Regions from separate parts of the Homo sapiens genome. Here region 2 is linked to region 1. A link is a contact called in ENCODE Hi-C data. All regions are on one chromosome and are shown on one strand. The core of a region is the stretch at or near the end of the contact, and the rest is flanking DNA. Distances in the headings are between cores, read along the strand shown. Region 1 overlaps ATXN7 (ataxin 7). Region 2 overlaps LRIG1 (leucine rich repeats and immunoglobulin like domains 1).

The links. A loop is a pair of places that touch in the nucleus more often than their neighbours do. Pooled maps may share reads with other maps.
Region 2: a pooled map shows a loop between it and region 1 (4-fold over the local background). The contact joins two enhancer-like sites. A Hi-C loop is called at or near these places in 1 of 168 maps with a recorded cell type or tissue (CD8-positive, alpha-beta T cell), 1 of 37 single-sample maps with no recorded cell type and 7 of 50 pooled maps.

What each region holds. Positions count from the first base shown.
Region 1 is chr3:63,920,577-63,923,946 of GRCh38, reverse strand. All of the region lies in intron 4 of ATXN7 (ataxin 7), which reads right to left. Among named protein-coding and RNA genes, the nearest start is that of ATXN7, 58 kb to the right of the region's middle. RefSeq lists an enhancer at 1,847-1,946. Within about 2 kb of position 1,631, at least 4 of the 41 ENCODE cell types and tissues checked have a DNase peak (open chromatin) inside an H3K27ac peak, as active enhancers do.
Region 2 is chr3:66,480,591-66,483,960 of GRCh38, reverse strand. All of the region lies in intron 1 of LRIG1 (leucine rich repeats and immunoglobulin like domains 1), which reads left to right. Among named protein-coding and RNA genes, the nearest start is that of LRIG1, 19 kb to the left of the region's middle. Within about 2 kb of position 1,865, at least 28 of the 41 ENCODE cell types and tissues checked have a DNase peak (open chromatin) inside an H3K27ac peak, as active enhancers do.

The DNA.
Region 1 (3,370 bases), core at 382-2,881:
CCCCAACTTTCATTACACTTAAATCCAAATTCCTTTCCTTGGCCTCTACAGTCTAACCTTGTCAGCATTATTTCCCTACATTCCTCCCCCTTCCCTTCTCAGAGTGCCCCTTCCAGATGATCTGATGGCTGCTTCTTTCTTTTTTACTTTTTGTGACAGGGTCTTGCTCTGTTGCCCAGGCTGGAGTCCAGTATGCGCAATCACAGCTCACTGCAGCCTCGACCTCCTGGGCACAAGTGATCCTCCCACCTCAGCCTCCTGAGTAGCTGGGATTACAGGTCACCATGACCAGCTAATTTTTTTTGTAGAGATGGGGTCTCACTATGTTGCCAAGCTGGTCTCAAACTCCTAAACTCAAGTGATCCTCCCGCCTCAGTCTCCCAAAGTGCTAGGATTACAAGTGTGAGCCACCACGCCCAGCCTGTGGCTACTTCTTTCTCGGCATTCTGGTCTCAGCTCAAATGTTAAATGCTTAGAAAAGTCTTCCTTGATCATGTTAGTTAGAATCCCCCTAACCCCAACTCATTACCCTACTTTTGACTTCACAGCATTCAACAGTCCTTGGAAATATTTGTGTATTTACTGTATCTCACTTCCCTAGAGGGCTGGGGCTCCATCTGATTTGTGTCACTCTATCCCTAACACCCATCAGAAAACCTGGCACTTAAGTATCTGCTGACCAACTGCCTGACTTGGGAGTTAGGACTGTGCTTTCTCACCTTCTGTGGAGTTGTATCCTCAGACTTTATCTAGCCTAGCATGAGGCCCAGAGAACATGGGATAAAAGCTAAATGAGTGAAGTTAAGGCAAAACAGTCAGAGGATTCTCAAGGCAGTAATCACAAAATAAACAAAATACACTGAGGCCTACTAAAGGACACGGTCTGAAACTGGTCAGAAAGTGAAATGACCAGGTTGGCAAGTTTCAGTTTTGCTTACCAGTAACTGCCCAAAGTAGTTACATAGGTGTCCTTGATCGAGTGTGATTTGCCCTAAGTCCAAATCCTGTAACTGAAAATACAAAATTGGCCCAGAGTGGGATTACACAGAATGATGGCTTCTGTGTTCCATACTTCTATTATTAGTAAAATCTTTACAGTGAGCATGTATTAACTTCTGTAATAATTTTTTCCATTAAAACCAATCTTCCTATATAGTTTCCAAAAAGAACAAGGTAATTTAAGTGAAGAACTGCTAAGTTAAATTGGAAATTTCCAAGAACTGAAAAGGCAATTTTCTAAATTCCCTCTACAGGCAGAAAACCCCCATGACTATCACCACACATTAAAAAAATCATGTAAGTAGGATCCTCATTTATCTTTCTGATCCACTCCCCACCTTCATGATGACTTTATTACATTGCCTATAATTTACCTTTTTTGCCCAGAAAAAAGGGGGTTTGAAAAACATTACAAGCAGCAGCATAAAGAAGCACAAACTACAGGCTTCCAGAAGATGAGCAAGTACAACTCTGCATAAGCAGGAAAAAGTAAATACCCACATCATGCTTCTCTCTGCAAGTCAAAGAGGTGGCTAAAGGAGGAACTAAGAAATGTCACCTCCCACTTCCCATTTTTACTAGAGTCCAAGAAGGCATGAAACTGAGGTTTGGGCATGATTGCTCATGCCTATAATTCCAACACTCCGGGAGGCTGAGGTGGGAGGATTTCTTGAGCTCCAGAGTTTGAGACCAGCCTGGGCAACATGGTGAAACCCCGTCTCTACAAACAAAATACAAAAATTAGCCGGGCATGGTAGTGTGCACCTGTGGCCCCAGCTACTCAGGAGGCTGAGATGGGAGGATTGCTTGAGACCAGGAAGTGAAGTCAAGCCTGCAGTGAGCCATGGATCATGCCACTGCACTATAGCCTGGGCAATACAGCAAGACCCTGTTTCAAAAGAATAAAAAAGAAAAAAAAAGAAAAAGAAAAAAACTGCGGTTCATTTGCTACACTCTGTCATGCCAGAGTTTCCTCTCACTGCCTACACCTTGTGTGCTAAAGCAAAACTGGCATTTCACTTTCTGCTGCTCCTCTGACAGTCCTGGCTGATGACTTGATTAAAGGCGTGCTTGTGACACTGTGCTTTCATTACTGATAACCTGCATTATATCATTTAATTCTCCCAACCCCTATTAGTTACTAGCATTATTCTCATTTTATACCTGAGTCAAGTGAGGCTCAGTAAAGCTATGCGGTTTCCTTCAAATTGCTCACCTACTAGATCTTAGATTTGAGCCCAGGCTTAATTCTAGAACTGGGGTTCCCAGAACTGTCTCTGTGTAAAGCTAACTTCTGCAAACTTGCCATATGGAACCTCTTTTCTGCATAACACCAACCAAGAGCACACAGAAACAGGGTTCCCTGGAACACGCTTTTGGAAATAATGATTTAAAGCTATGGTACTCAAACACCAAAATAGATACTCTTCTCTGCGAAGACCACAGTGCTTTTTCACAATTAAAGGACTGTCCTTTATTCCAAAACAATGTTCTCATACTTTTTTGAGGGGAAGTACATATAAATTGCCAACAACCGTATGTCTGGAGTCCCCAAATTATTTCTGAAACTTTCTTGTTTGAAATATAAAGCCTGGGGACCACTGGTTAAAAGCATTACCTTTTTTTCTGTTGCATGACTGGAGTTCAGGATTATGGAAAACATCTGTATAACCTGGGAGGGAAATAGTTTCTGTTTTAAGATTGTGAATCTAATTGATAATGAACTAGTGCTTTTTCCTTGCCATATGCTTACATATAAGAGAAAAAAACATTTCATGCTAGCAGGGTCTTTATTACAAAGAAGAACAAGAATACTTAATCTAGTTTTACGTTATGAGTGGGTGAAATGCAAAAATCGTTCTCCTTCTTCTGCTCATTTATTATAATCCCTGCTGTACAAGATGAATATAAATGTAACCCTCTGCCTTTTTCTCAAAAGTACAGTAACTCCAACTGCTAAGTCTACTAACAGGCTTCTTTTTCTTAGAACTTCAATCAAAAAATACTTTAATAATCAGAGGGGCACATTTATTAGAAATACTGCAATAAAAACTTTCAACAACAATGTGATTAAAAGCAATCTTGCACTGAAATGCTATTTAAATAGTGAAATTTCACTTCTCCCTTTCTAAAGGAATTTTTTTTAATGGCACAAATCCCAGATGATTGTGTTTGCTATCTGCTGCAACCTTAGCTTTCATTTAATCTTTTTTTAAAAAGCCCATTACTTCTAATGCAAACTGTAGATACTTCCCCTCCCCCTCAAAGAAAAAATGTTATAAAAGAACAACTAAATACAACACACCGACTGTTGTAAGGCACAGCAAGAAAAGGCTCTGATATTTTTACTTAAAAAAAATGGCTTTTGGTA
Region 2 (3,370 bases), core at 616-3,115, 2.6 Mb before region 1:
TGTCACTGAAGTGGCTTTGTAGTTAAAGCAGTGCATGTGAACTGTCCCCACATGAGGTCCTCGGGCGCCTCGTCCCTGCTGGATTGCTGGTGGCTGTCCTTGGCAGGTGGGCCAGGCTCAGGCGCTCTCCTCTGTGTTGCGTTTGGCGAGGGAGCCCGCGGTGCCCTTCCCAGCTGTTGACATGGTCTCTCATCTGCTCTTTTGCTGGAGCCGCGTTTTGGAGCCTGCTTTTCCAGAGTTGACACTGCAGGGGAGGGTGGCTTCTTCCATAGACCGAGGCTGTCTAGACACCCTTCCCCTTGTGGTTATTCTGCTCAGTTTATGCTGAGCCCTCGCCAGGCAGCTGGTTTCGGTTGCTTGAGCTCTTACTTTGCTCAGGCCTCTGCTTTGACAAAAAGGATGACCAGGCCAAGGTAGCTTTTCTCCCTCTTTGCTGCTGGCAGAGAGAAAGACTGCTTTCCTTGACCAGAGGGAGCTGTGAGAACACTAAGGACAGGTTACCCTGCCCTCTGTGGACCCAGCCCAAGTAACTATGTAAATTGATAGAAGCTTCTATGGCAGGAGACTTCAGGCAGATACATTTCTAAATCTGGGCCTTTTTAGCTTGGACTTCAGATGTGAGACATTGGCCCCCACCCCCATCCTCAGACACGCAGGATCTCCATCCATGGCAGAGAGAGCACTGCGAACCCAGCTGGCAGAGCTCCTCTCTGGGCAGTCTCCCAGGCATGCTAGCAAGGGGCAATGGGAAGCTGTGTTCTCCCTGATGAGCTCAGCCTCACATGTTTCTTTTAATGGCTATCGAGATCTTGGACTGTGATGCTGTAGGGAAGCCTTTTGTCCCCAGTGAGCTGGAATAGTCTAGGCAGATTACTGTCTTGGTGGCCTTACGGGGGGTGCTGGAGGGGGTGCTATTGATCTGTTAGCCTAGTTACTATGTCTTTATTACTTTTGATTTTCTGGTGACAAATGTTAGGCATTTATTGAATAAAGAAGAAAGTACAAAAGAAAAAACAACTGATTTCATTGTTCGGTGATAAATATTATCACTGGATAGTGTATAAATTTCCAGTAATGTGTGAGGCTGAATACCTATTTCAGTTATGTTTTAAAGACTCAATATCTTGAATATTTTCCCTGACTTTAAGCAGTTTTTAAAATGTGCTTTAATATTTATTGTATAATAAATTATTACACAACTTACATAAAACTTGTAAAGTTTCTCTGATATTGGGCATTTAGGCTTTTTCCTAAGCTTTGATAGACATCCTTATGCATAAATGTTTAGCCATTTATTTCCTTAGGATGAGTTACCCAATTCAGATAGCGCTGGATATGCAGATTCTTAATATTTTCGGTACCACTGCCTCTGAGAAAGAGGCTGCCAACTTACATGTGAACTTGTGCTTGTCCCACACCCTCACAAACATTAAATGCTGTTTATTTCTGTAATCATGTACCAGTTTAATGGATGGAAATTGCCTCAGATTATTTTAATCTGCATTTCTTTGGATGTTGAGGCTGAAGACTTTACACAGGATACTCCCAGATATTTCCTTTTTCAGTTTCCTTCCTTTGTTGATGCTCAGCCCAGTACATCATCTGCTGTCCTCCACTGTGGTCTTTGGGCTTGAGCACAGTACATCTCTTTGGTACTAGGGAAGCTGTGTTTCTGAGAGAGCACAGGTGTAATTGCATAGAAAACTGTGCTCTCAACAGGCATGTCACATGTTTTGACTCTGAACCAGGACATCTTTGGGTTCTTCTTAAACAGATGTGGACGCGTGTTGCGGAGGGGACTGTTGCAGTGGCTCTGTTGATCCTGTACTGCTGCAGCCTTCTGCAGAGCCAGCCTGCCTGTGCCCAGGCTGCCCGGTCTGTGGCCAGGGTGCCTGGTACCTACAGCTGGTAGGAATCAGCGCAGATTAGCGTGGCTGAGAACCTTTCAGGAACAGCTTCCAGCAAATGGAAATTATTTTAAAACAAATTTATGTGGTTTTTCTGTCAAACCTACTTGGAGCATAAACAAGGTTGAATTGTAAGCTGCTTCCCTTCTGCAAGCGAGCCCATGTTTAGAATGTGGCTTTCAGCAAAGTAAACATGGTCTCGAAAGTGAGTTGTCATTGTATGCATGTGCTTTGAAAAGTAAAAGTAGTGCACTGAACGAGCATTCTCATAGATAATTGTGATAGAGTTTTAGACATCCCTTCTCGTTTATTTGTCTTCCTGCCACAAAGATCACTACTTCCTGTAAAGGTTTTAAAGGTAAGGAGTAATTTGGTATTGAAAGGATTAAGGGAAAGAAATGCCAGGTCAGTTTCTGTGGTGAGAAGCATTTTAATTTTGCTCCTTTGCCATGGGGAATATAAAAAACATCTTTTGAAATACTTAATTCTGTGTGCATGCGTGTGTGTATACACGTGTGTGTGTGTGTGTGTGTACATAAACCCTCCGGTCTGTGCATCTTTGAATTCTCTGCCAATTTCGAGGTGGTTCCCCCCACCCTAGGGACAATGTCGGCTTTATTAAATTGGGCACAGCCTCCCTAGAAGGTGAAACAATGCTTTTAATGTTCTGATTATATATTAATGAACAACCAGGCCAAGGGGCACTTGCCAAAAAAGCTACAAAGTGAGAAAGCCACCAATATCAGAGTGAACTTTGCACTCTGAAAGTGTGAATGATGTTGGGTGAAAGAGTTTATGGCGCAAGGGGAGCAACTGGAATCTCTTTGATGTTGTGTAGCATCCTGGCCCCATTAGACTTTGGGCCTTCCCGTTTAACTGCATCTTTGCTGGCGAGGGCAGTGCTGAGGTGTGGTCTGAAATATAGAGGGACCTCAGCCACAGAGGACTGGCATACCTGTGCTGGGCAGGGGGACCGTTGGCCATTTCTATCTGTTTTCAATCAACTTCAACAAATTTTAATCTAACACTGAAACATATAGTTTCACACCCCCACCCTCCCAGCTTTTACTCTGGAGGGACTTTCCAGAAATAGCATGCTATTATTCTCAAATCCGCCTGCCCCAACCACAGAAAAGGGTTAGATCTTAATCTTAATCTAACTGATTTATTTTCTCCCCATTGTGGTGACATTTCCTCCTGCCTTCTGGCTTGGTCTTAATTTTTGAATGGCCACTGGGAGCCCTGCTTTCCACAGCCTTGCTAAATAATTTCTCAAAGGAAGAAAAGAAATGCTCTTTCAAAATGCCAAGAATGTGTTTTCTGTGGGAGGGTAAACTCTAGCTGAGGTTTTCTGCATCTGATGGACTCATGGACAGAGCTTGGGAGCGAGTATAGGACAATCTGGGAAGCACACAGAAGCTGATGTTCTTTCTGGGTGTTCTTTTGGGTGTTCATTTATCTCC